Linked DNA regions of Mus musculus: regions 2 and 3 are each linked to region 1. The links are chromatin loops, found by intact Hi-C in ENCODE. Cell type or tissue: heart. All regions are shown on one strand. Region 1 overlaps Itpr1 (inositol 1,4,5-trisphosphate receptor 1). Region 2 overlaps Bhlhe40 (basic helix-loop-helix family, member e40). Region 3 overlaps Itpr1 (inositol 1,4,5-trisphosphate receptor 1).

Region 1 (8,000 bases):
CCTCATCAGCTGCCACTCCACAGCATCTACTGGACTCTTCTTGCAGCTCTGGGCTACAATAATAGTCTACTATAGAGATTAGATTGTCTTCGCTGTAAGTGTAGCTGGCTGGTAGGGTGCTTGCCAACATGCATGGGTCACAGAGTTCTGTCCCCAGGACTAGGGACAAGAAGTCCAGTGGGAATTAAATCAACTTGAGGTTTTGTGCTTCTCAGTCTCTGCTGCAGTCAGAGCTAGAAGGATCAAGGTGGACGCTGTTGATAATACAGTGGCCTGCTGAGATGTTTAAGAAGGTTTAGACTTGTGGGGGAGTATTTTATGTGTCTCTGGGCTGAAGCATGCAAGGCTGTCACTGGGAAGGTGCATATCAGAGCATCTGTGAGGGACTTGGTCACCAGAAAATGAATGGTGTGCTGAGGAAGCTTCTAAAAGCCCCATTTTTAAGGTCAGGTTGTCAGTGGACTTATGTCCTCCCCAGTTACTGAAAGGCAACTGTTCAGCTCCGATAGCCAGGTGCCTTCATCTTACCATAGAAAATGCTTGCTATTCTTGGCACAAATGTGCAAATATGTGGGTTTTTTTCTTGTTTTGAAAGTAGGCCTTATTTTGTAGCCTACGTAGACCTAAAACTCGTGCTAAAGTCCAGGCTCGAACCTGTGGTTTTAAAGTCCACGGACTGGTGCTAAGTTGGCTTCTGTGTTCCTTGAGCTTCCTGTCCACTTGTAAGGATCTTGTGACAGACGACAGGTGTGGTGTTCTGGTGACTTCTCAGTTAATAAAAAGTGTTCTAATTTAGACTTAGTTTGAGGAGTTCCCAACTTTTAAATTCTGAGTTGTGTGTGTACGCGAAAGTTAAATTTTTTTTAAAGGAAAAGTAATGTAAGTGCTATTAATTTAAGTGTGTGCAGGAGATGGGAAAATGATAATAAATGAGGTTTTTTTTTTTTTTTTTTGTCATCCCCCCCCCCCATCCCCCAATTGGAGCTTTTAGAAAATGAAATGTAAAACCTATCTGGAGCTGCTTAAAATTAAATGAACATAGTTCTTCTTTCAGTGGGGCTGTGCTTCAGCCTGTTTTTACTGCAAAATAGGAGAGGTTTTTAAATAATTAAATTATCAGCCCTTTGAAGAGCTCTCTCCCATCCCCCCTTCCCAGCAGGGCCTCTGGTTTGATGTGGGAAGAAGAGGGAGAGGGAGTGGAGTTGTGGGTTGACTCTCTGGGTGGTGTGAATTCGGGTACCTGGGACATGCTGTACTGGCAACAGACACCCCATGGGCTTGCAGAGGATTTAAATATTTTCGGGCCTGTGGGTCCTCTCCCCCCCCCCTTGCATTTTTTCTTAGCACTAGCAGCTAAGTAAGAAGTGTATTTCAAGGGGAATCATCACAAGGTAAGGGCATTGGAGAAAGAACGTTGAAGTCAGTGTTTCTGTTTCAGCTTGGTTCCGAGATGCAAGAGTGACCGTCAGAGCCAGGCGGTATGCTTGAGCTCGTTCTGTGGATTGTTTGCTTTATGCCCCAAATACTATGGAAAGTTGCAAAGAATTCCTCCCTCCTTCCACCTGCTTAGTATAAGGGAGCTGTGGATCAGAGAAGCTAGCTCTATTGCTTAAGGACACACAGCCAGAGTGCTCGCATTTGAGCCGGTGTTTCTAAGCACACTCTCTTGCCAGCATTCAGGAGCCATTTTGGACTCGAGGAGTAGAGGTCAACAGGGCAGATCTGAGAGCAGTTGTCCCAGATTAAAAAGAGGTTGGTTTCTTGTTCTTTTATTTCTCACAGAAATCTAAAAAGTGCCACTAGATTTAAGTTCTATGTATCACTGATCCAAGAGTTTACAAACTTAGCTTTAATTAACTTTAGAAGATAATCGCCCCCAAAGAGTATCAGCAGGCAACTTTGGCCACAGATGAGAGGCCACCCTGGTGACATGGAATCCCAGTGAGGCTGATCACCACATTCCCCGGTGCTGGGCTGTTACAGAGTGAGGCCATTGTGGTCCTCTCCTTGTGAGTTTGCAGAGCTGAGAGAACAAGTCAGACAAGTGATGGGGAGACACCCAGGAGAGTGCTCGGGTGCAGTGGAGGGAAGTGTGTGTATGCAACTCAGGTTTGGGAGGAGAGTGGTAGCAGGGCAGCAGAGGTGTGGGAGTTAGCCATGTTAGGGAGGGAAGGGAGTGCCATAGGCAGTAAGGATTCTGGGAAATGTGCATTCTGTTGAGGGTGGGCGGGAGGGCAAGCAGGGCTGCAGTAGATTTGGGGTATTTGGGGTTTTTTTGAGGTGGGGGTCTCTGGTCTAAGTTACAAGGCTGTCTGCAAACGCTTGCACCCTCCTGTTTCCGCCTCATGAATAGTTTGGACTACAGGTGTGCACGCTGCACTTGTCTCTGATTTTGGAGAGTTGTAAGAAATGATCTAGTTGCTGGGTGTGGTGGCGCACGCCTTTAATCCCAGCACTTGGGAGGCAGAGGCAGGCGAATTTCTGTTCGAGGCCAGCCTTGTCTACAAAGTGAGTTCCAGGACAGCCAGTGCTACACAGAAAAACCCTGTTTCGACCCCCACCCCCCCCCAAAAAAAAAGAGAAAAGAAATGATCTAGTTGATGTACCTACAAGATTATGTTGACTGCGTTCAGAATAGATTAAGGGGAAACCCATGTCTTTTGAAAGATAAGTAGATGTCCAGGTAAGTTGGATCCACATCCCACATGTGCCTCAAGATAGTTATGGATTTGGCTCAACACAAAATTGTAAATTTACTTAAAACATGAGGGTTTTTTTTTTTTTTCAGTTTTGTTTTTGCTATAACTCAATTGTGTAGTTTTGGCATGTGAATTTTAAAGATGCCAATCATAAGTTGAAATGTCAGAAGGCTAGACCTTTCAAGAATCTAGTTAAGAAATAAAAGGGACGGGGTCTGGAGAGATGGCTCAGCAGTTAAGAGCACTGCCTATTCTTCCAATGGACTCGGGTTGGTTCCCAGCATCTCCATGGCAGCTTGCACCTGTCCTTAAGTTCAGTTCCAGGGGATCTGAGACTCTCACACATAGGATGCAAGCAGGCAGAACACTAATATGAATAAAATAAAAATAAGTCATTAAAATGAAAAAAAAAAAGAAAGAAATGAAATATGGGGTGGAGGGATGGCTTTGTGGTTAGAGTACTTGCTGCTCTGGCAGAAAACCCAGTTTCAGTTCCAGCACCCACATGGCAGCTCATGACTGCCAGGAACTCAGCCCTAGAGGATTCATTGCCCTTTCCTGGTCTCTGAGGGCACTAAACGCATGTAGCACACATGCGGACAAGCTGTCACACATACATGCATATTAATAAAAAAATAAGTTGAAAAATGGTATTTGGGACTGGGGAGATAGCTTAGTAGTTAAAGTGCTTGCCATTCGGAGGTACGGATGGCAGTTCAGGTTCCTGGAGCCCACATAGCCACCTGCCTACAACTGCAGCCTTGAAAGATAGAGACAGAAGATCCCTGGGCACAGCTTGTGAGACTAGACATCCTGGAGACTCTGGGCTTGATGGTGATTCCTGACGTCAACCTCATCTGTGGATGTGTACACACATGCATATGTGTGCCCTCACAGTGCTCCCACATACTCAAACTTATGTACACACACACACACCCCACAGGCTTACACACAAGTGAAAATGGGGAAAAAAAGAAATGAAGCTGGCTGAGACTGACGGAAGCGAGGCGAGGTTAGGAGAAATGAAGGGCTTAGTAATGTTGAGATTTAAAATCACGAGGAGTGGATGTTCAAGCCAAGCTCTTCAGTCTTTCATCTGACAGCACCTACTCTTATTCTGTGAGCACCTACTGTATGCAAGGCATTGCTGTTGGAGATACAGTTGTGTAGAGAGCAGAGCTCTAGAATTGCCTATCCCTCAAGGGTGTCAGACAAGCATCACACCGATAGATGTGAGCTTGTGACAGAAGCAAGCTGAGGAGAGAAGATCTCACAGGCAGAGTTTGTGGAAGTTGCAGAAGGATTTGTCTTCACCCAGTGATCGTGGGAATAATGATTGAACTGAGAGCCGAAGGGCTTGCTTTCACTGAAGCTAGGCAGGTGACTGTGAATGCCGTAAAGCTTGTGATGATGCTGTGGGCAACCAGGAGCAGAACCCTAGATGCTGTTGCCAGTGACAGATCTGTGGAGATCCTAGTTAGGCAAAGGGGCCAGCAGAGCACACAGAGAGTATCTGGGAGGCAGAGAACAACATGGACACTGAGTGCCACTCCCTCTGCTCTGTTCTTAGAGTAGATCTCTGTGTTTGTGTGTTTGTTCTTGCCCTGTCCCTAGGAGTGCAGCCAAACACCCCCTTTTCTTTACCCATTTCTTAGGCAGTGAGAAGCTCGGACACAGGGGGTGGGAACTCCATCTGGCTGCTGTGGCCGCAGTGTGCAGAAGCACCAGGGCAGCTATCCTCTACTCTGGCCAGCTATTCTGGAAAAATCCTGTTCTGACAGGTGCCTTAGGCAGCAATCAGCCGGGGGTGGTGATGGGTGGTGGCGCTTGTAGGTCATAGAGATGGTGACACAGCTTTATACCAGGGGCATTGCTGGTGCTTGTCACAGTCATGTACCCAAACCTCAAGATGTATATAGTGTAGAGCGGGGGACAGCAGGGTTTAGGGAAGTTGTGAATTCCTACACTGAGTAACTCGCAGAACTGGGAGTCAGTGCTGGTGCTTTGAGCCCGGAGCCTTCTGTCTTCCTGTACGCTGAGCTTTGGAGACCATACTGTGTCAGAGTGGAAGGAAAGTGGTAAGCCATTGTGAGAGAGCTATGCAGCCCTCACAGATTTAGAAGCCTTTGAAACTTCAGAAGACAGGTGAGAAGGAAAAGTTTTGGGAGGTGGCTGCCTCCCTGTGGGGACAGCAGTAATTGCTGTGTACTTAAGCAGGAGCTGTGAGCTTCCAGAGGAGACTTTTTTTTTTTTTTTTTTGCTGGATTCCAGCAGTGCACAAGAGACATGCATGATGACATGCTTAGCCAGTGGTTCAAGCCACTGTGTGTATTCAGTCTATAGTTCTGTGCCTTCAGAAAGGCCTGCGGGCCTCATGATTGGGAGTTGAGAGTCGTTCTGTACCGTTCAGCTTTTTCCCAGTAGAGGAATTAGGAAGGATAATTATCTTTCCCTAAAGTAAAATGGATCATCACAGGTCTTACAGGAGGTCATTTGTGGCAACGCCTAGCTGACATTTTATTACAGAGGAACCCCCCCCCCCCTTCATGGAGGTCGAGATCTTAGATTCTTTCAGAATTAGTCTTTATCTTTTAACTGAAGAAAAGAGCTAGCAGTGAACGCTGAAAGCATGTCAGCTCGTGTCTCAGGCACTTTGCATTCATGGCCTCATCCCTTCCCTATGACATGTCTCTGAAGTCTATCCCCAGTGTAGAGATATGTACAGAGGTCCACATCAGCCGAGAAGTCTTGGTGGGCTTAGCATACAAAAATACCTTACACATAGAGAGTCAGGATGGAGTCATAGGTCGACTTAGTCGACTACTAAGCCTGTTTTGTAGAGCTGTTGGCATGGAGCCCTGGGTGTCCTTGTAGTGTTGGGAGCTGCAGTTATGACACAGTTAGGACAGCATGGCAGGTTGGTACCTGCTCTGTTTTTCTCACAGTGACCGGGTCATTGTGTTTGAGGACTACTGGGAGCCCTGCGTGTGGCTGGTAGAGGCATACAGGCAGAATGGTCCTCAATCAGATAAAGAAGTGGCCTCCCACCCAGCTCTCTAACAACAGGAAGTCTTCCTGATGATTGCTGCCAGGCCTACTTCCTACCTAGTCCCTCCAGCCCCAAACGCCTGTTGTTTTGACTCTGCTAGCCCCGGTTTTCCCTTTCAGTACACAACTGATAATTGTTTCAGAGTCTCTCCTCCTGGCCCTCTCCTATCCCTGTGTGCCATTAAAGGCAGAGCAGCGGGAGACCCAGGTGTTTCCAACCAGACCTGGAAGTGGTTCACTTACTCAACTTATCCAAGAAACAAATCACTGTCTGATGCCCCTGGGGATGAATCTGCCCTAATGATCCTTAATTTTTTTTTTTTTAAAGTTGGGACCTTTGGCAGATGGCCCAGTTGAGGATCATTAACTGTGGTGGGTGTACTGGCCTCTGTTTTCAGGGGAAATATAAACTATGGCAAAAGGTTACTTGTTCAATTATCTTGTCTACTTAATAAGCATATGGGCAAGAAAGAAGACGCGTACCCTTTCTTCTGACTTAACAAAAGTGTTATATTTGACTAAGGTAGGAAAATGAGGAATTCAGCAGTAGGAAAAAAATGAATTAGAATTGTCCATAAAGAAAAAAAATGTGGAGGGAGGAGAGGGTGTGGCAGGATGTATTGTATGAGAGAAGAATAAATTAAAAAAAAACATTAAAAGTGAACAGTTCTCCACTGCCACCCAGAGAATAAGAACAGTGGACATTTTCCATTTTCCCAGGGATTACTGTTGATGAAGAAGCCCATGTAAGAACTCAGTAGATCTCTGTGCCTCCTGTCTGACTAATTATCTATGATGAACATGTGAACCTTTCTGTTCTTCAGTTTCCCCAACAACAAAAGAGGGGTGGACCTATGTCACGCCGTGCCACATGTCTGGAGGATTCTGAGACAATCTTATTCTCAGCACAGAGGTGGACACGATAGTCCTTGACAGGCGTTAGCTATTCAGCTTAATGGTGGGGCTGAAGCGTTCAAGCTCCAAGCTACTCAGAGAGTTTCTCATCTGCTCTGATCTCAGAAGCTAAGCCGGGTGGGGTCAGGCTGGAACCTGGATGGGACAAATAGGACTGCTGTAGATTCTTAGTGTCAACTGAAGTCCAGGAACCTGTTGTGATTGTCAGGTTGCAGGTTCACTCATTCTGTCATGTCTTGCCATTGCTGTCATGTCCCAGGCCTTACAGGTTATGTCACACTCTGCTACTACAGAACCCTGGGTTGTATCTGCTGCTTTACAGTGAGAGAAACTTTCAGTAAGATACCCAGAAGAGGATGTAGATTTGAAGGACAATATCATGCTGCTGCTGTCTGGCTTGGCCTTCATCGGAGCCAAATGCCCTTTAGAAGGATACGGCCTGGGAGGAGAGCTTTAGTCACTCCGAATTGGCCCTGCTTGTCTTGCCTAAGCACATTCCTGCCCTCCTGCATCCAGCAGCTCCCCGTTGGTCCTCTGGGAGGCCCGTATGTACAGACACAAATTTGGCCTGACTCAGAAGTCAGTCAAACAGAACTTCTTTTCTAATAACCAGTCCTACAGCCCTACAGCCGGGAGATAGCTACATAGCAGAGCACTGGCTTAGCATATCAAGATCCGAGATTCGATCCCCTAGCGCAGAGGAAGCAAAACAATCATCTTGTGCTTTTATTATACATGGTCTCTGGCCTCTTCATGTAAAATTATCACAATGTGGGGTGGAGGGGATGGCGCCGAGGTAGAGCACTAGCCCAGTATACATAGAGCTCTGGGTTTGATCCCTAGTGAGGTATAGAGTGCCAACTTTAATCTCGGCAGAGAATCTGAGTCAGTAGTCTCTCTTGTGTTCACGGCCAGCCTGGGCTACGTCATATGATGCTATCTCAAAACGTTTATAACCTCTCTCTCTTTTCTTTTCTCCTTCCTTCCTTCCTCCCTCCTTCTCTCCTTCCCTCCCTCCCTCCCTCCCTCCCTCCCTCCCTCCCTCCCTCTCTCTCCCCCTCCCTCCCTTCCCCCCTCTCTTTCTTTTTCAAAAGAAAGAAAATATTGGTCCCAGAAGTATGTTAACTTTCTGGTCATTTATGATAATGCTTTTAAATAGAAGGACCTAAAGTGCATTTTTTGGGGGGTGGAGGGATTTCCATTGGTATTTCTTTTTTGCATGTTGTTCAAAACATTGGTTTGACTCTAGATACAAGGGCCTTAGGAAGAAATAGCAGTATGAGTGACAGGGTTCTAGAGAGCAGTAGCTGGCATCTTGGCCCCTCCGCATGCTCCTTG
Region 2 (8,000 bases), 440 kb after region 1:
TGCAGCTCTCAGAAGAGGAAGGCCACTTCGCGGGCAGTGATCTGATGGGTTCCCCATTTCTTGGGCCACACCCACATCAGCCTCCTTTTTGCCTTCCCTTCTATCTCATCCCACCATCGGCCACTGCCTACCTGCCTATGCTGGAGAAATGCTGGTACCCCACCTCTGTGCCAGTGTTATACCCAGGCCTCAACACCTCAGCTGCAGCCCTCTCCAGCTTCATGAACCCAGACAAGATACCGACTCCCTTGCTTCTGCCCCAGAGACTCCCTTCTCCTTTGGCACATTCGTCCCTCGACTCTTCGGCCTTGCTCCAGGCTTTGAAGCAGATCCCTCCTTTAAACTTAGAAACCAAAGACTAAACTCTGGAGGGATCTCCTGCTGCCTTGCTTTCTTTCCTCCCTAATTCCAAAAACCACAAAGGTTTCCCTGAGTGCAGAGAGATCAGCCCACCCTGCAGACCCACAGAGAAGATTCAGAGTGTGTGTGAGAGTGAGTGAGTGTGCGTGCGTGCGTGCTTGTATGTATGTTTGTATATGTAGGACAATAAGTTCCTTCTGACACAAGGGAGACACGAGAAGGATAGCCTGACATCAGATGACAGACTGGAGGACTGTAGCACATCTCTGGGCGTTTCCCTACCCAGAGAAGAGCCCCCCCCTTTGATACAAATCGGTTGGATTTTCATATGCTTCAAAGGCTTGATCTGTGAGTCACTCTCCAGTTTGGGACATGGGTCTGTCTGTGGCTTTGAGAAAAGGTACTTTCAAAAGAGGGCTTTCCAGAGCACAGCTCACAGCCAGCTGTTAGGACCCCACCCTTCTCCCTTTATTGTGGAGGTGACTCACAGCAGACTGACAGTGGTCAGGCTGAGCTTTCTGCTAAGGTGGTGAGGTCGCCAACACTGGCATGTCTCGGTAGTGGTTTGGGCAAATTTCTGCAGGTCCCTTCCCCCCAACCCCGTCTCTGATGAATAAAGACCATGAGTGGAGTTCCTTAACTCAGGCTTTTGTGAGTAGTTTACTAAGGAACTGAAAATGGTCCCCTTTGTCCAAGCTGAGCTGCTAGGGAATCAAGGTGAACTAGACCCGTCCTCAGGCCTCTGGCACCTGTTTCTAGCTCTCACTTCTACGGCATGCTGTCCAAGGAACCAAAGGAGGCTCTCGGAGATGCCCCCAAACGTCCCAAAGTACACAGAGCTAAGTAATCAATTGCTACACTTATTGCACAGCTAGACACGGATTTCAAGTGTATCCTAAAGCTTTGAACCAAGCTTAGCTTCTCAAAGGCCTAGCAGAGCTTTGGCACCCCAAGATCCTTTCTGTAGGCTATTTCCTCTTGCCCAGCAGTGGATGGAGCGTCCTTGCTAAAAAGGGTTCCATCTCCTTTAAGGACGTTTTATTTTTGATCCAGAGTCCTTGTTTCCTTGACTTGCTCCACCAGCCCTGCACCAGCTTTCCAAATGCACTCTGCTTGTGTTGAAATTCTCCCATTTTTATTTGGGCATAAAAGTTGTTGCCTTTATTTGTAAAGCTGTTATAAATATATATTATATAAATATATGACAAAGGAAAATGTTTCAGATGTCTATTTGTATAATTACTTGATCTACACAGTGAGGAAAAAAATGAATGTATTTCTGTTTTTGAAGAGAATAATTTTTTTCTCTAGGGAGAGGCGAGGTTACAGTGTTTATATTTTGGAACCTTCCTGAAGGTGTGAAATTGTAAATATTTTTATCTAAGTAAATGTTAAGCAGTTGTTTTAAAAATACTTAATAAAATAAGCTTTTTTCCTGTGGAAGAGAAATGGTCTCCTTGGTTTTAAAAATAACTTAGTGTCACGGTACTTTCTCTGTCCTCTCAACTGAGGACAGTGACTAGTTAATCTTGACATAATTGCATTTGGCTTGTCATGTGCCTGGCATTAAAAACAATATTGAGTTCACATAATAGGTAAATGCTGGATTTGTTTTGTTTTGTTTTGAAACAGGGTCACATGTAGTAGCCCACACTGGCACTAAATTTGCTGTGCAGCCAAGGCGGCCTTGAATGGATTCTCCAGTCTCTACCTTCTAGATGCTGGGATTACGGTTAGGCTTCCTGGATCAGTAGAGACATGCTCCACCATGCCTGGTATTATGCAGTGCCGAGGATCGAACTCAGGGCTGCATCTTAAGCAAGCACTCTTACCAAGTGAGCCACGTTCTCAGTCTTTTATAGATCTTAATGAACTCTTCTTGTCTCGTGTTGGTTTCCAGACAACCACTTATTCCATGCTGCTTCAGAACTTCATGGGACAATTCAGAGGCTGAGCTCATGGAATAGAGTGTCAGAGGAGGCTTCTATAAGGCTGCACATATAGAAGAGTTATTGGATTATTAGGCAACAATAATGAGCACATCTTCTCTACGGCAAGCCACTTTGAAATCTAGCGAGTTTTAATGGATTAGCCATATCCTGCGTCAATGCCGTTGAAGGCAACATCCCATAATTATTTTCTGCAGTTTTCCAACTTCCTCTCTTTGGGTGTGTTACCGTTCTTACTTAAGAAAAAAAAAAATTAAGTGGGAAATGACCGAGCTGCGTATTTTTGCTTTCCTCCGATCATCTTGATTTGTCCTGAGGTTTCCTGATGGATGTGATCCAGGCCCCAGAGCATCTGAATCATTTAGAATTGTCTAGCTGGCTGGAGTCCTCCCCTACAGGGAAGTCATCCCCAGGGCATTCTCAGCACCACCTACCGAGGAGGGCCTTTCAAATGTCACCTTCTCTGATTCCTGGCGGTCTGCAAGTGAAAGGAAGTGTTCAGGGTAGTCAGTGCCGGGCACAACTATCCCTGGGTCAGGAGCCCAGACAAGGAGGGGTGGGGGTGGGGTGTGAGGCCTCTAAAGCCCGCTGCTCTCTCATGCTCTCTCGTGCCTGTTCCTGATAGACACTTAAGGATTCTGAGCCTCATACTATTCCTGTAGCACAGATGGCATGGTCTCCAAGTCCTGCCTTAGGTAGCCTGCTCTTGCAGCCGTCCTGCCTGTTAAGTCCCCCAAAACTCTCTCCCAAGCTGTGGCTCAAGGAGTAGCTGTGGATAGCAGGAAGTGGTTCAAGCACCCTGAACTAAGAATAGATTTGAGGGTTCCACAGGCAGACGACCCAGAATGTCTTTTCTAGAATCAGCCACGTGAAGCCCCCCCCCCACACACACCCGCCCAGTTTCGAGAGGCGCAGTTGCCTGTCTGTTTTTCTGCCTCCAAAGTGTCCTGAACTTTACTAAGCCAGGTTTCAGAAGAAGACCAAGGGTGTTTAGGAAGGTGTGTGAAGTGGCTTGCATCCCAGCCTTCAGCCCAGTTGGGGACAAAGAAGCCTCTGTTTAAAAGGGGGTGTGTGTGTGTGAGAGAGAGAGAGAGCCAGCCACGAGGGGGTGAAGCATGGGACTCTGGGGCCAAGGAGCTCAGAGGCCTGGGATCTGGCGGCCTTCAGACAGGGCGTGCTCGGCGGGGCTGCCGGGATGGTCTCACCCAGCGCTGACCTGCCGCGCCTGTTGACAAAACGTCACGTTTCCGACTAGAGCCTTTCATGTGCGGCCCGCGGCTAAATGCGGCTGCCGGTTCCTGGAAGCAGACGTGCCTGGCACCGCGTCAGCAGAAACCCGATCCTTGGGGAAGCTTGGCAAAGCTTCGGGATCGCTCGGTCCCCAGAAATAGGGCCTGGCTGCTGGCAAGGCCGCGGCCCCCTGGTGCGCAGTGGGACAGAATCCGAGGGCACGGGAGGGAGCGCAGGGTGGGGTAGGAGCTGGGTTTAGGCAGAGCTTTGGATCCCAGGGCTAATTAACAAGGATAGACAAGCTTCCCACGGCTCATCCCTCCCTAATGCAGGTCTAACAACCTAGAGGCCATAATAACATATTTTGTAGATAAATAAAAGCAGGCCCAGAGACGGGAAGGTAACTGGCTCATGGTCACCCAGCTTCGGAGTGGGGCGGTGGTTCTGTGGGCTTTGTGGAACTGTAATGGAGAGCCAAGAAGACAGCTTTCAACAGAGCCTGCTCCTGAATCATTGTTAGGGCATTTAATGTTAGCCAGGCAGGCGTTTCTCAGAGGTTTCCCCACACAAGGACACGAGGATGGCAGCACCTGCATGAAGTAGGGACAGTTCATATTCCCATGATTTTGAGAAATGAAGGCACGGCGGACAAGTTAAGTATGTGCTCAGCCAGTCACACAGCTCCAGTAGCAAACGGCAAATGAAACTCAAACATTTAGGCTGTGTCTATTGCTTACCAACAAAACTATATCGACCTTCTTACATTAACAATAAAAAGAAACCGTTAATGGAGTACTAATTACAATTATTACTTTTCTGAGTATTTTCTTTATTCTGGGCCTTTTATTAATGTCTTTCTTTGCTTTGAGATATCGTCTCATGTAGCCCAGGCTAGCTCCCTATAGTCTCTTTGAGCCAAAAATGTGTTAAATCCTCAATACTGGGATTAGAGCCGCGTGCTTGCTGAATTCTACTTCTTATAGCACCTTGAAGAGTGCTCCCTAATATGACACCACCTCATTTTTTTAAACGGTTTTTCGAGACAGGGTTTCTCGGTGTAACCAGTCCTAGCTGTACAGAACTTGATAGGCTGGCCTCGAACACAGAGATCTGCCTCTCTCTGCCTCCCAAGTGCTGGGATTAAAGGCACGAGCCACCATGCCAGGCTGGGTTTACTTTTAACTGCTGCAAAGGCCGAGCTTTGACAAACATTCATTTCACCTGCACGGCAGCCCTGTGGGTGCCTATTGGGAGATTCAGACTGCCAAGCTCAGAGCAAAGCCATTTGCCCAAAGCTTCCCAGGATACCTTGTGTTAAATGTCCTCCCACCTCTCACCCGTTACATGCCCCTAAAACAGACTGTTGCCTAAAGAACTAGAACACAGATGCACATAGTCGTACACACCTGTGACCCCAGTACTCGGCAGGCAGAGCCAGGAGGACTGGGGGCTGAGGGTCAACATCAGCACATAGCAAGTTCTGGTCTCCGAGATCCTTAAACCAAACCAAAACCAATCATTAATGAACAAACAAACGGAGCTGGATGCATAGCTCAGTTGGTAGATGCTTGCTTGGTATGTGCAATATCCTGGATTCCACCTGCAGCACCACACGAATTTGTTCAGATTAGGTTATCCTTGCCTGCACACAGAGTCCAAAGCCAGCCAGGGCTACACAGGACTCTGTGTTAAGCAAGCAAGAAACCTACCAACCAACCAACCAAAAAAAAAAAAAAAAAAAAAAAACCAGAACAACCCTCCCCCCCCCAAAAAAAACAAACAAACCAAAAAACCCACTGGGCTAAAAATCTCAGAGAGGCTGAAGGTATTTCTCAGGAGAGGCAGCAATCAACAGGCTACTGTCACCAGCAGGATGGCCGGCTGTCCTGAGTGTGGAACTCTTTATGGGAGGAAACTGCATTAGTCCAGAAACAGACCACAGAGCCACCTGTTCCTACTGTTTGCTGAGTCCATCCCAACTCTTACCCTCAGTGTTTGCTCTGGGGTCTGGTTGAGGAGCAGAAACTAGGGTGACAGGCTATCATATCCGGTTAGAGTCTAGAGGGCCGAGGGCATGTGTTGGATCTCTGGAGCCCTGAAAGGGTCCTATAAGGAGAGGGAATGTGTTGCATTTCAGAGACTGTCACTCTCCTGAGACTCAAGTCTTCCCTGAGGATCCTGCAGGGTAAGAGGAAGGAAGGTTTTAGGCTTCTTGCTGGTACCGGGGAGCAGCTCCCTCCAGTGTTCTGCACATCATAGTCCTTTTTTGAAATGAGAATTCTGCTGATGAAAATGATCACTAAGCGGTTTAGAAGGTTCCAGACTATGACCCCTTCTCTCCTTCACCTAAGATTCTGCAGCAACTCAGCCACTTGGGCCATTCTCATAACCACCCACCCAGCACCACTCCCTGTTTCTCCCCAGCCATCTGCCTTACAGCCTCCGAACATGAGCCTGCAGAGCTCCTCCCCTTGGCAATGGAAGTCCTGGTGTCCCTGCCGGACACCTATCTTGTGATGTGACTGGCTATTGGCCCAGAGGGTGTCCTCTGTTATAGGCAGCCCCTCCCTTCCTGGGAGAGCCTCACCAAAGTAATGGAGGTAGGACACACGAGCTGGCCCATGGGCTCTGGGGACAGGGTCAACCTCAGGTTGGGACCAAGGGAATGTGACACCAACTGCTGCTGTCCCCATTGTCCTGGTCCTGCCTCCCCACCCCCTACCACACACACACTTTTTAGGGGACAAAGAGAAGGAAACATACTTATTTATTTGTTTAAAGAGAAGGAAAAAAAAAAGTCGAATGTGGTGGCTCATGCCTATAATAAGCCCAGCACTTCTGAAGCTGAGGCAGGAGGATTGCTGAGAGTTTAAGGGCAACTTGGGCTACAGAGTTAGACTCTGTTCCAAAAACCTGAAGAAAAAAAAAAAAAGGAAAGAAAAATGAGATAGAGAAAGAAAGAATTAATCATGAAGGGTTGGGGTAGGGATGGTTTTAGGACAGTGGTTTTCAACCTATGGGTCATGACCCCTTTGTGGGGTTGAATGACCCTTACATAAGGGTCACCTAAGACGTTTGGAAAACACAGATATTTGCATTACTATTCATAACAGTAGCAAAATTACAGCTATGAAATAGCAATGAAATAATTTTCAGTTGGGGGTCACTACAACGTGAGGACTGTAGGTATTAAAGGGCTGAAGCGTTAGAAAGGTTGAAAACTATTGTCTTAGGAAAGCTCAAGTTGAGGCCATTCTTCAAAGAGAAAGAAATAAAGAACAAAGGAAGGAGAGAAGGAGGAAGGGAGGGAGAAGAGAACAAAGGAACAAACAGGCTGAGGCTGTAGGTTAACTGGTAGAAAACATGCCCAGTGTGCAAAAGACCCTGGGTTCTACACACACACACACACACACACACACACACACACACCAGGAATGGTCATATTCCTATTATTCCAGCTCCAGAGGTAGAGGCAGGAGGATTAGAAGTTCAAGGTTGTCCTTCACTACACTGCAAGTTTGAGGCCACCCTGAGCTACACGAGGCCTCTCTCAAAGAGAGAGAGAGAGTGAGGGGAGAAGAGGTTTTAAGTATATCTCATATTTCATATCTTTTCTAGTAAGTGGACAGAAGTAACAAAAATAGAAGCAACCCAATTTTAAAAGTGCAAAGGACGTTGAGTAGAATGCCTCTAAAGGAGACACACAAGTGGCCAGTAAGCACACAAAAAGACACTCAACCTCATTAGTCATCGGGGAACTGCAACTCAAAACCACCGGGATGCATCACTTCACACCCACGGGGACGGCTATGACAATAACAATCATTTTTTTAAAACGAGAAAATAACAAGTGTTGTCGAGGATGTGGAGAGACCATGGGAGGTTGCTACAGAGGGTGTAAAATGGTGTAGCTGATGGGGGAAAGCGATTGCTCAAAAAAGATACAGAATTATCTAATTATACATGGTTCTTTTCCCAGATGTGTGTGTGTGTATACATCTACAGGCATGAAAGCAGAGGCCCAAATAAAATATAGACACAAATGTTCACAGCGGCATGTGTGCAAGAGTCAATGTGAGCAATGTGAGTGACTATAGGCAGACGAAGGCATAAATAATGGTGGTATATGCATGTGGCAGGATACTGTTACGTCATTGAAAGTAGTCCGGTTGGATGGGTGGGACGGCTCAGCAGGTCAGAGTTCTTGCTGCCTGATGACCTGAGTTTGATTCTGGGGACCACAATGGTGGAAGGAGAGAAATCACCCATTGAAGCTGTCGTCTGACCTCTGCATGGGAGCACATACAAATTAATAAATAAATTTAGTGATTAAAAAAGTAAAATACGGGCATAAGTAATAAGAAAGAGAAACCCCAGAAATACTATGCTACATGAAGCAAACCAGAAGGTCACATATTAGGTGAAATCTTTTATATGAAATATATAGACTAGATAAAATCA
Region 3 (8,000 bases), 95 kb after region 1:
TGAAAGTCAAAGGTGTTTTCTGATTGTATCATATATGTTTTTAACATCTAACATACCCATACATATATTCTAGTTATAAGGCAGTTCTAGAGTACAAAAGCTCTCCAGGGTAGGATGTAGGACAGGAGAGGCTTCTTTAGAACCTGGAGAACTTGACTTTGAGGTGAGTTCAGACTGTTATTGATGAGTGAAGATAGTCCTTGGCATGTAGTGGTACTGATGTGGGTAAGGTGTTGTGGAATACAGTTTCTACAAGAGAGAGAGCCTACTTGGTAAAGGCCCAGAAGGGTGATACATGGCACATACTTGAGAATTGTAATGACATGGAGAGGGCCAGAGTGGTGTATTCATGGAGGGGGTACATTTTAAAGAAATGGAACAGGAGAGACAGATGGGCCAAATGAAGGGCTGACACATGTGGCTGAAGTTCTTTCTACAGCGGGTAATAGTAGTTTTCAAAGCATCTGCTCATTTGCACTGACAAACTGTTTAAGATGTCCTTAGACTGGGAGATCCACCCTGATTGCTGGCAGTGACTTAGTGACTCAAGTCTGTGGCAGTTCTGTTCTTTAGTGAGTCTTAGACCAGGATCTTTTTCGGAATATAGGTGCCTGGACTCTCCTGAGCCTACATCAAAGATCATATTTTATCAAGATCTCCAGGCAAGCTGGCTGCATGGTGCAATCTGAGAAGTGCTGTATTTTGAAAACTCAGCCAACCTTTACATTGTGTGTTTCTCAATATGTTGCGGCCTCTTGAATCAGAGTCACCTGGAGAATTTATGAGAAATGAAGGTTCCTAGGCCCATCCATCTACCCTGGTACCATCTACTATATGGTAGGACATGTGGTATAAAATCTTAAGAGTTGCTCCCAATGGCAACCACCATGGAGAGCTGGATGGAAAGCATTCTTCATGATGCAACTTCCCAAATGATGGGCCAACGAACTGCATTGCTTTGAAGGCTGCCCCAGTGACTAACACATCCCTATGGGGTTTTAGACGGGGGAAGTAATTTTAGAAAGTGAATTACATTCATTATGTTGGATGGCATGATGCTTCTGAGACATCATTCTAAAGGTTCTAACATACCCTATGCCCGAGTCTTGTCTTCATCAGTCACCTTCTCCTTTATAGCTGGAGGACATTGGTTTGTAGAAAAAGTGGGGAGGAAAGCTTAATTTTACAATTCTCATGGGAAGTGATTTCATCCCCCGGAGGACATTTGGCCAACTCCTGCAGGAGTGGAGTGCAATTGACAACTATGGTTGAAAGCCCAAGGATGATGCTTGCTTAGCACCTCTTCTAGATTGCTGTATCAAAATGCCTGAGATTGGCTAGCTCAGGAGATAGAAGGTTTATTTGGCTCATGATTCTAGTGTTTGTAAGGGCTTAATATCCTCTGCAGAACTGGCACTTGGAAGGGCAAGAGAGCAGGAGACTGGAGAAGAGCCAGCCTCCCTCTGTAACAGCCTTCCTTGAGTGAACTAATTGAATCTACCAGATTTGATTCACTCCTAAAAGATAACATTCAACTGTTTGGTGAATGGAGACTGGAGCCCTAGATTAGCTCCGTTTCTCACTGCTCTAACAAAATCCCTGACAAAGGAACTTCCAGAAAGAAAGGTTTGTTTTGGCCCATGACTTACGGTTGCAGTCCATCATGTTGCTATAGGCGTGCCATCAGGATAAAAAGACGTCAGAACAGAACCAGGGAGTAGACAGATGCGTGCTGCTCTTAGCTCATTTCCTCTGTTTTGAATCTCAACCTGTAGGATGGTGCCACCCACATCTAGGGTAGGTCTTTTCCCTCCACAATTAAGCATTTCTGGAAACACCCTCATAGGCACATCCAGGGGCGTGTTTCCATGGTGATTCTGAATCCACTTGACAGTAAGGATTAACTATCATAAGCCCCATGACCTCACCACAACCTTTGCACTAGGAGCCAAGATTCTACATTGTGATTCTTTGGGAGATAACCATCTCTAAAGCCTGGCAGCGTCCTTTAGTACAAAGCAGTCCTCACCTCTAAGGGATTATTAATGGTGCCCAAAATACATATAGCATTGAGCAACTCTGTTCTTCAAAGCACACCATTTGTATGTTAGAATCATTTGTAGCATCTTCTTGAGACTTTGTGATTAGGCCCCAACATCTGAGGCAGGACTGTACTAAACCTTTGTGGTAGGAGAATTTTGACAGTCATTCTTCTTGGCAGATATTTTGAATTTTTGAAAAGTGCTTTAGTAGTGGGCTGTGTTTGCTAGGCTAAAAATAATGTGTAAGCACATGAAGCATAGGTCATGAAAGAAAGTAAGAAAACAGTTTTCATCTTCAGGGCAGACACTGGATGTCTGTAAAGTGAGCCCCAATGTAATAGTTTCTGTTTAGCTAGGCATAGAGTTAGGGTTAGGTTCACTGAGGGTAGGTATAAATACGTGCAAATATCAAATGTGGTACTGTGCAAACTGCATATCTACATGTAGGAAAATGAAACTAGGTCCCTGTCTCTCACCCTTCAGTTCAAAATGAACCAACAACCTTAATATAACATCAGAAACTCTAAAACCGTCAGAGGGGAACACTTGAAGTTATAAGTAGAGGCAAGACATTTCTCGAAGTGACTCCAGTAGTTCGGGAGATTATCCCAAGTATTGACAAATGGGATTGCATGGAATTAGACAGCTTTGGCACAGTAGAAGAAGTGATAGAGTCAAGAGACGAGCGTACAGGCTGCGAGAAAATCTTTGCGAGCTATGCACGTGACACGTACAGTTGGAGATCAATACCTAGAATATATAACAAAGTAAAAAGTTTAAGTCCTTGAAAAATCATCATTCAGTCAATAAATGGGCAAATGAATTGAACAGGCATCGAAGGAAGACATGAAGAGTTAACAGCTGTACATCAAAAAGTTCAACCTTCATAGCCAGAAGGGAAAACTACATTTAAACTAGATTTGGATTCCACCTCACCCTGGTCAGAATGTCGATCAAGAAAGCAAATGACAAATGTTGGTGAGGATGTGGGGGAAAGGAGCCCTTATTTACAACTGGTGGGAATGTAACTTCTGCAGCAATCGCTATGGAAATCAGTCTAGAGGTTCCTTCAAGAGCTAAAAATAGGACTACCCGGTGATTCAGCTCTTCCACTCCTGGGTGCATACCTAAAGGGATCTAAGCCAGCACGCCACCAAGATGCTTGGGGACATGGATTGTGATGTGCTGGTTACAGTGGATCAGATACGGAACCAGCATAGAGGCTCAACCCTAGATGAACAGATAGAGAAAGAGCGGTGCACATACTAGTGAGAGTGCAGTACGTCGCAGGAAAAGGGGTGGGTCTATCTGCAGGTTGGTGCGATAAGCAAAATCATGTTTTCTTTATGTGTAGGATCCGTATTTCAATCTATCTGTCCACGTGACACGAAATTAGGAAGGGGTTGCTTGGGAGAAGAAAACAGTGAGATGGGAAGAAAGAATGACGAAATAGATAATGAACAAAGTCCAGTGATCTGTTTGTCTTTAAATATCTCAGTGAGGCTGATGAGTTTGAGTGCTGATTAAAAATGATCTTTTCTGAATGGTGAGGGCATGGCCCCACACCCACCTGACAGGAGCTGTCTCGGAGTGCTGGGTGGAGCACAGTCCTGGGGTGGTCCAGGTTAGGTTCTCATCGTCTCTCTAAGTAGCAAGCAGGAAAGAAAGGGATAGCAAAGTATACATGGGCAGGCATCCTTGTTCTCTTCCTGTGGAGAACTGAGGCAAAGCCGTCTGCGGCAGCTCTGCTCGGCTGTTGGTTCCTTTTCTATTTCCAGTCCGTACCCACTGCACAGATGAGGAAATCATCTGTGGGGCTACGGGCCTGGCTCCCGAGCAACTGACTCCTCTGGCTTCTTTCTTTGTGTACACAGTGATCTTCCTTCCCTGCCAGCGGCCTGTACCTGCCAAGCTCCGCCGAGGGCTTCGCTAGATGGCTTTCGCATCTCGGCTTGCTTTTGTGTCCCCGTGTCCCCGTGATGCAGACACTCTTCAGGCTTCCCATGGTGCCTGCAACCAGGTTTTACTGACTTTAAGTGAAAGGCACATCACATCGTGGGGCAGAAACAGCCTACTTTCCTTTTGTGTAGTGAAAAAAAAGTGTACTTTTCCAGGAGACTCTGGGAAGGACCAGCCTGGTAACTTATGTAACTCCTTTCATGCCAGGCTGCCTTAAGCCTTCCAAAGCCCTTTGGTGGCTATAAGCTGGCGTGGCTAAGGCTGCAGGTTTTGAAACACCAGGCCTGGTGCAGTGAGATCTCTTTGCTTTTGACTCTGAGAGGTGAAATGAGTTCAATATAGCAAGAGTTTTCACCCCAAAGCCTACAGTGTTGTTTGTGTCACAAATGTGACTTTTCTCGCTCTACCCCCGACTCTCCATGTGTCCATGTGTTAGATTCTTTTTATTGGATAGATCCATCCAGCATTCCTTTTTTTCCCCCCACAACCTTCTCTCATTCCCTTTATGTTGAATTACAGCTTCAAAACAAAACAAACAAACAAGCCAAAACCTCCTTGAACCAAGTGAATTCTTTGGGTTTGGTTAAAAAGTGTAAGCTTGAAAATAAATTTCAAAGGTGGTTTTTAAGACTTTCTATTGAACAAAGAGTAAAACCTGGAGACTGGAGAACGGTCGGACGTGCAGCGCCGACCTTCAGCAGTGACGAGCCAGCACCTTGCTTCATGGACTTGATTAACGTGATGTCATTTCCAGACATTGTGTTATTTGGTTTGAGAGGACATTTTCAAGTTGCTTCCAATTCCAGCTGTTGGGGTAGAATCGGCAACCCAGGAAAGCCGTCCTGTGCTCTGTTGCAGGCCCCCTGGGCCAAAAGGGATCAGGCCTGAAAAACTGCATTGCCTGAGTGAGTCTGTGTTGGTGACACAGAAGACTGAAGCCATAGGGGAAGTTGGTGATGTCATCTCTCTCGCTTTCCCCTCCCCTTCCCACTCCCAACCCTGAACCCTGACCAAACAAAGCATATTTTTCTAGTGATAGAAATCAGACACTTTTGACCTTTTTCTTGAAGGGAAATTTTGTTTTTCTTCTTCCTTTTCCTTATCAGCAAGATCTTCCTTTTCATGGAACCATAAAAAGAAATTCATTGTTTGAGGTCTTTTTAAATACATGTATGTATATATACGTCCATCTATGTACACATATATATGTACAGACGTTAAATGTATCACTGATTAAATTTTACCTACTCATTTCATTCCCATGCTTGAATATACCGAAAATTACTCTTTCCCTAAAACGCATCTGATCTCTCCAAGCACCAGCATCCCACTCCCCAACAGAGGTGACCACTGTTTTGATATTGTCAGGAATTTCATATAAATGGGGCCACTCTGTGTCAACAGACTCATTTTGTTATCACTGCCTTGTGACCTTTCACTCAAAGTAAAATAATATTTGTGAAACCTGTCCCTGCTGTTTTCGTGTGACACTGGCTTGCTTTTTAGGGCAGCATGGCCTCCCCGCATCTCGGTGTTGCGTGACTGTGCCGTTTGCCTGCCCACTGTTTCACAGCAATGGTATTTAATTGACTCATCACTGTGTTAGGATGTGTTCAGAGGCCTTCAAGTGAAGTAGCTGATTTCATTTTGAAAGTTAACTTGTGATCTAGCTCTTGTGGCTATTCCCTGTGGAGATAAGAAACTTAAATATGTAGATAATTTCCCCCAAATTATTCAAAATGTAAGCGATGGAGCAGACTATACTCCTGAACGTTGGAGGATGCACACAGATCTTCACTTCCTCTTAATTACAGGGCATTGAATGGAAGCTCTTATATGAATAGAGAGGGCTTTGCAATCTCCAAGGGATGATTGAAGGGGGAAGACAGGAAGACTGGGAAAAGTTTAGTTTTCTGGAGAAGATTGATCAGGCAGTGAGCAGCAGAGACAGGTAGGACCTGTCTCTGTGGGTACCTGCACACCACCACCACCACCACCACCACCACCAGCAGCAGCAGCAACAACAGTTGGCGTTCTCTTTGGAGTCAGTGTAAGTTTTGAGAGTGAAAAATGTTTTGTCATTTTCAAGTCACCTAGGACTGTCCATTGCAAACAATAAAAATGACTAACACCGGCTGAACAGTAAGACCCTTGCCTAGCCTGAACATTCTGTGTAGAGGCTGAAGTCAGTACTGAGTACAGTGAAGTTGTGATGTTTCTGCCAGATTTGTGATATGAACCCTGTGGTCCTATGACTCCATCCCTACTCTGTCTTGAAGGGACTCTGTGCTGCCCTTGGCCATGTGACCTTGCTCCTTAAGGTGCTCTTTAGTAGGGCATCTGATGTCCTTGCAGACATCTCCTCAGGTGTAGAGGCCAGGATGCAGCATCTAACTACACAGGTGTAGGCAGGTATCTATGTTCTGCTGGTGAGTAGAGTTGGGTAGAGTTGCTGTTTCAGCTGATTGGTAGCTGCCATTCTCAGGACCAGTGCCAATCTAAATGAAAAAAACCTGAATTCTCAGCTAGAGGCCAGATAAGTAGTTCTTTCTTGTACTTCCAGTTCCAGAAGATGTATGAAAGATTGTCCCAACACAGGGAAGGTGACAAAAGGTGACCCTACATGTATCATCTTAAGTTTTCTATTTGGAGAAGACATCTGGGTGTCTCAAATGGAAAAGCAGTAACTTCTTGTCCTTCGTCTCCTAATGACAATGTTTATTCCTTTTGCAGACAGGTAACACCAGGTTTGCTTGGCACTCCCAATTGGAAAATGTCACTTAACTTCAGAGGCCACAGCTTGGGAAGTGTGATTAGAGTTCAGTAGACACAACAGTGTCTAACCAGCTTCCGCTACAGTGACCTGGAGTTAATAACTTGCTTACTGAAAGGCGTTTGTTAGACATAGGAGTAAGTTTGCGAGCCGTTTTTTTTGAGGGTGCCCTTTGATCTTGCCCGTCTTCCCATTGATTTGTTTGCTGCATGTTTACTGAATGCACGAGCAGCAGACTCGTCAGGAAGAGCAACCCTCCTCTCTGTACTAATCGTGTAGTAAGTTTGAGACAGGATGGGTCTTACGTATGTGGTATTTTGCATTTCTTTTTCATTGATACCTTAGTGGTAAGAAATTATCCTGGTGAGGAACTGACACTCATAACACCCACCCCCTTCTGAAACTTATTCTGCTGGTTTTTATCTTTTCAGAAAAAAAAAAGGTATAAATGATCAGCAGATGTTGTTTGTTTCTTAATTGTGACTCTCTCGATAAGAGTCCATTTATATATACTGGGTCAATGAAGAGTTTTTATTTTTACATTTTGTGAGTATATGTGTGTAAAAGGGTGTGTGTGTGTGCCCACAGAATTCAGAAGTTGATGTCAAATGTCTTTTCTCAATTGTTCTTCAATTTATTGTTGTTGTTGAGACACAGTCTCTCACCAAACCAGATACTCACCATTTGGGATAGGGTAGCTGACTAGCAAACTCGAGGAATGCACCTTCTTCATGCTCCTGACACCAAACCCTGCTCCCACACCCTGCTCTGGGATTGCAGGCTCAGGCCGCTGTGTCTGATAGTACATGGGTGCTAGGTGTCCTAACTGAAATCCTCATGCACGTGCCGCCGACACTTACCAGCAGTGTCAGTTCTCCAGCCCTTTAAGCAGTGGTGGCTTGTTGGGTGCTTGTCTTGTTGGTCACACAAGTCCTTGTAACAGAAACTGTAGGCAGGCACTGAGGGAGAGGGCACTGCTTCTCGCAAGGCTCAGCTCAGCACTCTTGTAGCTGCTGTGCCTCACGAGATCCCTGACGATGCCTGCAAGCTTTGGGTTGCTTCCCAGCTAGTGTACTGAGAGCCAGCGCTCTTTGCTGCTCCCTAGATCATGTCCTATACATACCCTTGTCAGGGAAAGTAAAATCCCAGGACAGAATGAACAACTCAGTACCTCTCCTGATCTCTGCGGGTACCTGTACTCTCATGCTTGTACCTCCACACAGATA

Evidence for each region. Peaks named below come from ENCODE experiments on the same cell type or tissue, not always from the same donor. Only the 100,000 strongest peaks of a DNase experiment are listed, where the experiment ranks them.
Region 2: a loop joins it to region 1, with 4 times the contacts of the local background. A loop is called at or near these places in 2 of 42 quality-filtered maps.
Region 3: it touches region 1 in a loop (2.1-fold over the local background); 9 of 42 quality-filtered maps call a loop at or near these places.

The regions. Positions count from the first base shown.
Region 1 is chr6:108,227,606-108,235,605 of GRCm38, forward strand. The region is part of intron 2 of Itpr1 (inositol 1,4,5-trisphosphate receptor 1); the gene reads left to right. Among named protein-coding and RNA genes, the nearest start is that of Itpr1, 19 kb to the left of the region's middle. In heart, a CTCF peak has its summit at 4,882; DNase peaks (open chromatin) are centred at 56 and 5,786; H3K4me3 peaks cover 36 bases; H3K27ac peaks cover 2,373 bases.
Region 2 is chr6:108,664,971-108,672,970 of GRCm38, forward strand. It overlaps Bhlhe40 (basic helix-loop-helix family, member e40), which reads left to right. Exons shown (of 5, transcript NM_011498.4): 5 at 1-1,955. The coding sequence ends at 362. Among named protein-coding and RNA genes, the nearest start is that of 0610040F04Rik, 8.0 kb to the left of the region's middle. In heart, no CTCF peak of the experiment used is centred here; DNase peaks (open chromatin) are centred at 2,791, 3,521 and 6,051; H3K4me3 peaks cover 1,166 bases; H3K27ac peaks cover 1,966 bases.
Region 3 is chr6:108,322,874-108,330,873 of GRCm38, forward strand. All of the region lies in intron 4 of Itpr1 (inositol 1,4,5-trisphosphate receptor 1), which reads left to right. Among named protein-coding and RNA genes, the nearest start is that of Itpr1, 110 kb to the left of the region's middle. In heart, no CTCF peak of the experiment used is centred here; DNase peaks (open chromatin) are centred at 3,938 and 7,748; H3K27ac peaks cover 1,992 bases.